2 separate regions of the Homo sapiens genome follow, and region 2 is linked to region 1. The links are chromatin contacts, found by Hi-C or POLR2A ChIA-PET in ENCODE. All regions are on one chromosome and are shown on one strand. The core of a region is the stretch at or near the end of the contact, and the rest is flanking DNA. Distances in the headings are between cores, read along the strand shown. Region 1 overlaps NLRC5 (NLR family CARD domain containing 5). Region 2 overlaps NLRC5 (NLR family CARD domain containing 5).

Region 1 (5,192 bases), core at 829-3,328:
AGGCCAGTCTGTGGCCCTCCTGCCCAACATGACTCAGCTCTATATGCAGATGGTGCTCGCCCTCAGCCCCCCTGGGCACTTGCCCACCTCGTCCCTACTGGACCTGGGGGAGGTGGCCCTGAGGGGCCTGGAGACAGGGAAGGTTATCTTCTATGCAAAAGATATTGCTCCACCCTTGATAGCTTTTGGGGCCACTCACAGCCTGCTGACTTCCTTCTGCGTCTGCACAGGCCCTGGGCACCAGCAGACAGGCTATGCTTTCACCCACCTCAGCCTGCAGGAGTTTCTTGCTGCCCTGCACCTGATGGCCAGCCCCAAGGTGAACAAAGACACACTTACCCAGTATGTTACCCTCCATTCCCGCTGGGTACAGCGGACCAAAGCTAGACTGGGCCTCTCAGACCACCTCCCCACCTTCCTGGCGGGCCTGGCATCCTGCACCTGCCGCCCCTTCCTTAGCCACCTGGCGCAGGGCAATGAGGACTGTGTGGGTGCCAAGCAGGCTGCTGTAGTGCAGGTGTTGAAGAAGTTGGCCACCCGCAAGCTCACAGGGCCAAAGGTTGTAGAGCTGTGTCACTGTGTGGATGAGACACAGGAGCCTGAGCTGGCCAGTCTCACCGCACAAAGCCTCCCCTATCAACTGCCCTTCCACAATTTCCCACTGACCTGCACCGACCTGGCCACCCTGACCAACATCCTAGAGCACAGGGAGGCCCCCATCCACCTGGATTTTGATGGCTGTCCCCTGGAGCCCCACTGCCCTGAGGCTCTGGTAGGCTGTGGGCAGATAGAGAATCTCAGGTGAGTAAGAGTGGAGGAGGACCGGGGAGGGGATTGGGCTTTTGGGGGAGCAGAGGCCAACCAGTCTAGCAAACCTCTGCCAAGAGGACTGGATAAGAATCTTGAATATCAGAACATAATGGCCTGCAATGCAAGAGAGGAAGCTCCATACCTTGACAGGACCTCTGGAGTCCAAATGGATCCTCCTCTTGTCTGTGGTTTCTGGACTCTCAGTCTCTCTGTCAATCATGGGCTGAAACCACAGATCCAGGCTGTCTATAGAGGCTGGTGGACTTTGGGCAAGTATATGGAGCACACACATGCACACTGTCTAGGCCAGAGTTTCTTCGTTCCTAAAACGAATCTGTAACAATAGCCAACTCATATGGTCATTGCAAGAATGAGATGGGATGGTGCATGAAAAACATTTTGTAGCACAGTGCCTAGCACAGAGCAAAGGCTCAGTGTGCATATTAGCTAGAGAAAAGGCTAGGCTGCAGTAACAGAGAAACCTCCTCCCCAAATACAGTAGGTTAAATAATGTAGAATTTTATTTCTCTCTCATGGAAGAGTCAGAGGTAGGTGGTCCAGGTCAGTGGAATGGCTCAGCTCCACGCAGTCATGCAGGTACCCAGGTCCCTCCCATTTTGCTCCATTATCCCCTTGGGAATCCTATCTGCACAGTCAAAGCTACGTCATGGGTATATCTGTGCTCTGGCTTGGGAACAAGGAAAGAGCATGGAGGAACATGTCAATGCATTAAAGTTCAGTCCTGAAACTAGGATACATCCCTTCCACTCACATTCCATTGGTGAGAACATAGTCACCTGGCCACACTGAGCTGCAAGGGAGGCTGGGAAATGTGATCTCTGGCTGGGAAACCATGTTCCTCATGATAGCTCTATTGCTGTAGATGAAGTGGAGAATGGGCTTTGGTGGACGATTAGAAGTCTCGGCCATAATATGTATTTGTTAGTACTACTGTATTAAGCCCCATCTCTCTGAGGGGATGGCGATGACTTCTCAGCTCTGCCCAGCACTGATCCTCTGACACTTCGCTTCTTCTTATGGCAGCTTTAAGAGCAGGAAGTGTGGGGATGCCTTTGCAGAAGCCCTCTCCAGGAGCTTGCCGACAATGGGGAGGCTGCAGATGCTGGGGTGAGCCAGGCCTTGGAGCTGAGAAGGGTCTTCAGCTGGGGATGCCTGGTACTCTCCTCCCTCTCCTTAATCCTACACAAGGCAGATTCCTGGCCCCGCCCTTTTCCCCTCCTCGTTCCTCCCCACCATCTTTGCTTACTCTGTAGGTTAGCAGGAAGTAAAATCACTGCCCGAGGCATCAGCCACCTGGTGAAAGCTTTGCCTCTCTGTCCACAGCTGAAAGAAGTCAGGTGAGTGATCTCCAGGAGGGCTCACTGACTGGGGAGATGAGCCACTGCCCAGGTCCCAGAGTCCCCCTGGGGCCTGCATGTTCCTCCAAGTCTGACCAGTAGTTTTTCAGTGAGACCCAGAGAGGGAAGGCATCAGTCCAAGTACTCAGTAGGGCTGAGTCCAAACCCAAGGCTCCCAGAGTCCCCAGAGCAAGGCTTCCTTCATCTAATATTTTAGACTGTCTTGGAGGAGCATGAGTGTTAAGGCTCCCTCCCTCTTTCTGAAATCCCAGGAGAAGGGATAGCAGTGCGTAGGCAGGAATCAGGCACTGTGGGTACACATAACTACATGAAGCACCACACACCTTCACATTTGTTCACACATGTCTACACTTGCACAGAAGTACACAGGCATATGCAAGAATATGCACCCACACATGCCCACTCATAGGTGTGCACATGTATGCAGCGCACACATGCACCTTTAACTACATGTACACATTTTGATGCCAGCACACTCTAACTAACTAAGCTTGTATGCACAAATATACTCCTGCCCTGTGTCTGGGACTCAGTACCATGGGGAGGAGTGGGACCAGTGACCCTCCTCCCTGGCAGAACGCTGCTAGTTTATATGGCACCTTTATGACATTTAGAGAAGGCACCACTTCATCCACACAGATGCAGCCTGTCACTAAGGTTCAGCACTTGTTGAGTGAAAATAATAAGTTGGACCACAGTCCCTATTGTCGTCTCGGCTGGGCATCTGTGAACCGTGATTAAGCCAAGGTTCAGAAGTACTGAACTTGTTGACATTTTTCTTCCCTGGCTATTGAAAGTGACTTTAATTTTGTCTTTCATCACCCACCATTGTTCTTAATCACCCTCACTCCCCTCAACTCATCTGTCTCCCCAGCTAGGAACCCAGGCAAGGCTGGCTTGTGAACAGGTGGGGAAAGTGAGGTCAGAGAGGAATGCGCTTGGCTCAGGGCTCTGGGTGAGTCAGGGCCACAGCCGAGGCTGGAAGCGATGTCTGCAGCGTCCCAGTCTAGACTTTACTCATTGCCTGGGGGGCCTATCCCAGGCACATCCCAGGCATAAGCCCTGGGAGCAGGGTGCTAGGTCTCCTCATTGTGCCTCATGAAGAGGCCGTCAGTCTGTCTTCTAGATCCCTTGAGCCGCCAGGCAAAAACTTCCCCATAGGAACAGAATAGACCCAGAATTGAGGCCAGCAGAGGGTCTTTCCTCCTAGCCGTGCCTGCTGGAATCCGGCGAGCAGGCCATCAGCTCTTTCTGGGCCCCTGTCTTATGTCTCCCACATGAGGGTGGCCATCCTGTCACTTGCTAACTGGGGCTTGCAAGTGCCCCAACCCCAGGGCAAAGGGACTGGGCCTTGGTCTCCTCGCAGTTTTCGGGACAACCAGCTCAGTGACCAGGTGGTGCTGAACATTGTGGAGGTTCTCCCTCACCTACCACGGCTCCGGAAGCTTGAGTAAGTGATCTTTCCACTGCCTCTGCAGCCCAGTCCCTCTCTATACCTGATTCACCCCACTCCCTTGCAAGGCAAGGAAGGTCTGGGGCCCCTGGGGTAGGGGATTCCACTCCTGACACCTTTGCCACAATCTTGCAGCCTGAGCAGCAACAGCATCTGCGTGTCAACCCTACTCTGCTTGGCAAGGGTGGCAGTCACGTGTCCTACCGTCAGGATGCTTCAGGCCAGGTGAGCAGAAGGAAAGGGATCTTGGCCTTATGGGCCTTGAGAAAAGAGGAGGGGAAAGTGGGATGGGAAATGGAGGAGGCCCCTCGTCTGCAGGATAAATCTGTGCATACCCTACTGTTTTACTCACAGCTTTACCTTCAGAACCTAGCTCAGGCTTGGCACCTGGTACTTGGTATATATTGAATTAATGGATGGATGAAAAGATGGATGTATGGATGGATGGCTGAAAAGATGGATGGGTGGATGAAAAGATGGATGGATGAATGGATGGCTGAAAAGATGGATGGGTGGATGAAAAGATGGATGGATGGATGGATGGATGGATGGCTGAAAAGATGGATGGGTGGATGAAAAGATGGATGGATGGATGGATGGATGGATGAAAAGATGGATGGGTGGATGAAAAGATGGATGGATGGATGGATGGATGGAAAGATTGATGGGTGGATGAAAAGATGAATGGATGGATGGATAGATGAATGGATGGATGGATAGATGGCTAGCTGAAAAGATGGATAGGTGTGTGAAAAGATGGATGGATGGATGGATGGATGGATGGATGGATGGATGGATGGATGGATGAAGGAATGAGTCAACAAGTCTACGAAGCACAGGCATAGCCAAAGGAATAATTAGCTGTGTGTTGCCCTCCATGGTGCTGAACCAATATAGCCAGTTTTGATCATGGGGTAGGTTAGGTGTCATTTTTCTTACTCATAAAAATTTCTATTAAAAAAAATTCAGCCGGGCTCAGTGGCTCATGCCTGTAATTCCAACACTTTGGAAGGCCAAGGCAAGAGGATTACTTGAGCTCAGGAGTTCGAGACCAACCTGGGCAACATAGTCTCTACAAAAAATGAACAAAATTAATGGGGCATGGTGGTGCATGCCTGTGGTTCCAGCTATTTGGGAGGCTGAGGTGGGAAGATTGCTTGAGCCGTGGAGGTTGAGGCTGCAGTGAGGTGTGAACACACCACTGCACTCCAGCCTGAGTAGCAGAGTGAGATCTCCATCTCAAATTTAAAAAGAAAGGAAAAAAAAAAACTCACAACATTCTTAATTTTTATTATATTTCTTGTGAAAATTGTTTTTCTGACTTTTTAAAACACTCTTGCAGGATTCATCAAGCAAAGACATAATCAGTATTTCACATGCCTGATTTAAAACACTTTTGCTAGTTCCGTTATGTTTCCCTGTCAATTGCAAAATCAGCTTTATCTGGATGTTTGAACATTTGGGGCAGAAAAGGGTGTGCCTGTGGTGGGTGATGTGCTGGTTTCCAGTCTCTGGGTTTCATGGCTTGGTATCTGATCCTGCAGGGAGGC
Region 2 (5,192 bases), core at 1,297-3,796, 33 kb after region 1:
CCCTCACTCCCATTCTCATCTCCATTTCCCTTCTAGTCTGAGTCACAACAGCATTTCTCAGGAAAGTGCCCTGTACCTGCTGGAGACACTGCCCTCCTGCCCACGTGTCCGGGAGGCCTCAGTGAAGTAAGGGGATGTTGGTCCCCGAAAAGCCCCTTTCTGCTGGCCAACAGGTGCCCCTGGCTGATGATGGGAGAAGCAAGGCACCCACACTTTGTGGCCTTCCATCTGGGTGGCTTGGAGCAACCTCTGCCTTTCTCTGAATCTCAGGGTTTCCTGGGCATGGGATCATAATTTCTATCCCCTGATGCCCGGGTGCCATGGGGACCATGGAGGCCATGGGGTGGGAAGGCCAGGTATTGCCATGCTCACAGAATGAGTTTGGGGGTCTCCTCTGGTTCTGAGGCCTCCATCCTCCCTTGTCCTTGTGGGTGCAGCCCCGCTTCCCTCTCTGTGCCCTGTGGGTGCCCTAGGTGCCTAGGAAGCTGGCATGTCTGGGCACCGTGCTTCCCCAGGCCCTTCTCTCTGCAGCCTGGGCTCTGAGCAGAGCTTCCGGATTCACTTCTCCAGAGAGGACCAGGCTGGGAAGACACTCAGGTAATCCCTGCAGGGTGATGGGACAGGGGACAGAGAGGGGAGAGGAGGCTGACCCTATGGCGGCCTCCATGGCCCCCTCTTCCCTGGGCCCTCTCCTCCTTTAGAGAGCAGCTTCAAGCTCACTGCCTGGGTCTGTTCCTCCAGATCTGCCCCCGATGCCCTGGTAACTCCAGTCTCAGCCAGGGCCTTGGCATTGAACTTGTGCCTCTTAGCCCACCATCCTAAGCCCAACTCAGCCCAACATTCTCTTCCTTGCCATGTCCTGACTACAGGCCTTGAGGCTTCTGAGTGTCACGGTTAAAGATTTTGAAGCCAACTGAAAATAAATCCCTGATCTGCCACTTACCAGCTATGTGGCCCTGGACAAGTAAAATGGGGATAATAACACAACCTACCCCTTAGGGTTATTGTGAGGATTAAATGAGTTAATAAGTATAAAGTGCCAGGAAAAGGTCTGGCTCATGGGAGTGCTGTCAGCAGTTATTGTAACTGTTATTATTATTATTATTATTATTATTATTATTATCATTATCATTACCCCTGGTAGCCCTGACTCACTGCCACGGCCAGTTCCTTTACATGTCTTACTTCAGCTGTGAACAGGGCCTCCAAACTGATCCCTGCATCTTATCAGGCCTCCTCCCCTCCATTCACTCCACAGCCCCCAGAGGGATCTTCACAACACACATCTGACAGTGCCCCTCTGCTACTCTGTGCCCCTCAGTGGCTCCCCATTAACCCCAGGGTGAAGTTCAAAGTCCCTAGCATCTTCTCCCTCACAGTCTGATCCAACTGTCACCTTCCACCATGTTCCTTCCCACCTCCCCCACACCACACACACGCCCTACACACCAACCCATATACCACAGATACACCAAGCACACCCAAACACACCACACAGCACGCAGCACACACAACACACGCACACCACACAGCACACACAACACACAAACGCACCACATACCATACACATACCACATACACACACATACACCACACACACCACACAATACACACACCCCACAAAAACAAACCCCCCACATACATACCTGGCACATTACAAATACAGCACACACACCACATAATACCTACAAATACCACATACACAACACACACACACACACACAGTTCAGCCATAACCTTCACTATTTGCTCCTAGATCAAGCCCTGCCTGAAGATTCTCTGCCTCTGCTCACACCGCACTCAGCTCAACATTCTCTTCCTTGCCTTTTCTGAGATAAAATTCTCCCAATCCTTTAACACCCAGCTCAAACATCAGCCCCTCCTGGAAGTATCCCAGCAGCCCTGCCTCATCAGAGTGAACTGCCCCGAGGTTCACTGGGCCCTTTCACTTGGCTGGGCCCGTCTGCTGGCCACCCAGGGCTGAGATGCCTGGACAGCAGAGCCCCACGGAGAATCCCAGGCACACCTCCCTCCCCAGGGAGCTCAGCCAGTGCTGGTCCGGGAGAGTAAGGCAGTGGTTAAGAGCTTGGGGTCTGCAGTCAGACTGACCTGGATGGAAACCAGATTCTGCCCTTCTTTCTTATCTGCTGTGTGTCCTTGGGTTAGTCAGTTTCCCCACCTCTAATTGGTGCTATGAGAATTAAAGGAGACCCTGCGGGTAAGGCAGGAAGTCCCATGCACCCAGAGGCTGGCACAGTGCCTGACCTAGAGTCAGCCTCCCTAAATAACTTACTCCTAATACTTTCTTACAGGGGGTGTGGGAGGTTCCTCCCCAAAGAGACAGGAAGCTCCCAGAGCAGGAGCTGCATATTTGGCCTCTCAGGCCCTGCTCCAGGCCTTTGCCCTCAGAGGTGGGATGCTCCCCCAATAGGCCCTCAGGGAGGCTGAGATGAAGCTGAGCAGCAGTGCCCACAGGCCTCACCCAGGCTCTGCCCTGGCTTTCTGCCCTCAGGCTAAGTGAGTGCAGCTTCCGGCCAGAGCACGTGTCCAGGCTGGCCACCGGCTTGAGCAAGTCCCTGCAGCTGACGGAGCTCACGTGAGTGACCCACCCAGCCCGTGAGGACAGCAGAGGGGTGGGGGCACCCTGCCAGAGCCACCTCAGTGACTGACCTCTGTCTCCAGGCTGACCCAGTGCTGCCTGGGCCAGAAGCAGCTGGCCATCCTCCTGAGCTTGGTGGGGCGACCCGCAGGGCTGTTCAGCCTCAGGTACCTCCTCCCCCGCTGCCTCCGGGAGGGGCCATGGCATGAATGGGAGCAGGGGTGGGCACTGGAGTAAGAGGCCCCCAGGATCATGGCCCCAGTCATTTCCTGTACCCACAACCCTGCCATCTGGACCCTGAGCAAACCCTGTCCATCTGTCCCAGAGACTCCACAAGGCACACAGAGAAACTGTCCTTCCCCACACTGGAGGCCTGTGCTTTGGGATTTAAGAAAAAAAGAAAGAAAGAAAGAAAGAAGGTTTCAGAGGATACTGAACTGAGGACAAAAATAAACTGAAACGAAGTTCTTGTCTGTCTGTTCACTATGATCATTTTAAAACACTCAGAAAAAGAAGATACCGAAGTAGAAAGAATAATTTTTTAAAACTCCTATTCCCAGAACCTAGGTTTGACAGTTGTTCATACTTTTTTTATATTTGCTTCTATTTTTATTTTTATTTCAGCTGAAGCGGTTTCAAGTAAGTTATAGACCTCATAATCCATCACTCCTAAATATTTCACCGTGAAGCTCCAAAAAATAAGGACATTTTTTTCAGTAATCACAGTTCCATCAGGACACCTAAGAAACTCAGTTAGCGATTCCTTAGTGTCGGGTACTACCTAGTCTAATCTAAAATGTCCCCATTGTCCCCCAGATAAGACAGCTGGCTTTTGGGATCCAGGATCTGTCACATCTGGTCTGCATTTGCACGGGATGGCGATGGTCTTCTGACTCTTCTAACCTGCGGCATCACTGCCCCCATCCCCTCACCACAGCTTTCTGTTTCATGTCAGTGTCTGTTGACAAAATCAGCAACTGTGTGTACTGCAGACTGTCCTGCTCCTGACTCTGGTGGCTTTCTCATGATGTCATGGCACGTGTTCCTCTAACCCCGACTTTCCTGGAAACTGGACGTTAGATCAAAAGGCTCCATGACATTCAGTTTCATGTTTGTGCCCAAAAAACTTACGTCACCGACAGAGCTGTGCACTTCTCATTGCAGCCTGTGACAAGGCACCTAAGAACTGACTGTTCCCCAAAATAACCTGTAAAAATTATTATAAAATACACATAACAAAATTTGCCATCTTAATCATTTCTAAGTGTACCATTCAGGAGTGTTAAGTACATCCACTTTTTTGTACGGCCAATCTCCGGAACTCTTTTCCTCTTGCAAAACTGAATCTCTATCCCCATTAAACAACACCCCATTTCCCCCCTACCCCAGCCCCTGGCAACCACCATTCTGCTTTCTGTCTCTATGAATTGGACTGCTCTAAATAGTTTATATGAGTGGAGTCATTTGTATTTGTCTGTATTTGTCTTTTTGTGACTGGCTCATTTCATTGGGCATAATGTCCTCTGGTTCATTCATGTTGCAGCGTGTGTCACTGTGTCAGACTTTCCTTCCTTTTTTTTTTTTTTTTTTTTTTTGAGACAGAGTCTCACTCTTGTCACCTGGGCTGGAGTGCACTGGCTCGATCTCAGCTCACTGCACCCTCCACCTCTTGGGTTCAAGCGATTCTCCTGCCTCAGCCTCCGGAGTAGCTGGGATTACAGGCGCCCGCCACCACACCCAGCTAATTTTTTTTTGTATTTTTGTAGAGACAGGGTTTCACCATGTTGGCGAGGCTGGTCTCGAACTCCTGACCTCAGATGATCTGCCCGTTTCGGCCTTCCAAAGTGCTGGGATTACAGGCATGAGCCACCACACCCAGCCCTTTCCTTTTTTAAGGCTGCATAATATTCCATTGTGTGGATGGACCACATTTTGTGTATCCACTTATCCATCAATTGACACTTGGGTTGTCCATTCAAGTGCCCAATTGACAGTCCCTGCTTTCTTTTTTTAAATATTATTTTATTTCAAAAACAATAGAGATGAGGTCTCACTGTTTTGCCCAGGATGATCTTGATCTCCTGAGCTCAAGTGATCCTCCCACCTCAGCCTCCCAAAGTGCTAGGCGTGAGCCACCATGCCCAGCCAGAAAGTCCCAGCTTTCAATTATTTTGGTTATATATCCAGAATTGCTAGAGCACCCAAAATAACTTTTTTTTTTTGAGACGGAGTCTCGCTCTGTTGCCCAGGTTGGAGTGCAGTGGTGCGATCTCGGCTCACTGCAAGCTCCGCCTCCTGGGTTCACGCCATTCTCCTGCCTCAGCCTCCAGAGTAGCTGGGACTACAGGTGCCCGCCACCACGCCTGACTAATGTTTTGTATTTTTAGTAGAGACGGGGTTTCACCATGTTAGCCAGGATGGTCTCGATCTCCTGACCTCGTGATCCCCCCACCTCAGCCTCCCAAAGTGCTGGGATTACAGGTGTGAGCCACTGCACCCAGCCAAAATAACATTTTCAAATAAAACTTTTCTTAGTCTAAAAATAATATTGGTTGGGGGAAGTGGCACACGCCTGTAATCCCAACACTTTGGG

The links. Hi-C counts contacts between places; a loop is a spot of excess contacts on that map. ChIA-PET counts read pairs that join two places held with the same protein, here RNA polymerase II (POLR2A).
Region 2: a loop to region 1 is called in a map of PC-9, with 3 times the contacts of the local background. The contact joins two enhancer-like sites. A Hi-C loop is called at or near these places in 2 of 168 maps with a recorded cell type or tissue (PC-9 and natural killer cell). POLR2A ChIA-PET finds 5 or more read pairs at or near these places in 10 of 52 experiments (A549, B cell, GM12878 and 7 more).

What each region holds. Positions count from the first base shown.
Region 1 is chr16:57,026,218-57,031,409 of GRCh38, forward strand. NLRC5 (NLR family CARD domain containing 5) reads left to right here. Exons shown (of 49, transcript NM_001384950.1): 6 at 1-801; 7 at 1,855-1,938; 8 at 2,085-2,168; 9 at 3,556-3,639; 10 at 3,778-3,867; 11 at 5,187-5,192. Among named protein-coding and RNA genes, the nearest start is that of NLRC5, 39 kb to the left of the region's middle. RefSeq lists an enhancer at 234-752. Within about 2 kb of position 2,079, at least 3 of the 41 ENCODE cell types and tissues checked have a DNase peak (open chromatin) inside an H3K27ac peak, as active enhancers do.
Region 2 is chr16:57,058,936-57,064,127 of GRCh38, forward strand. It overlaps NLRC5 (NLR family CARD domain containing 5), which reads left to right. Exons shown (of 49, transcript NM_001384950.1): 29 at 37-126; 30 at 532-597; 31 at 2,513-2,596; 32 at 2,683-2,766. Among named protein-coding and RNA genes, the nearest start is that of CPNE2, 31 kb to the right of the region's middle. RefSeq lists an enhancer at 2,407-3,606. Within about 2 kb of position 2,547, at least 22 of the 41 ENCODE cell types and tissues checked have a DNase peak (open chromatin) inside an H3K27ac peak, as active enhancers do.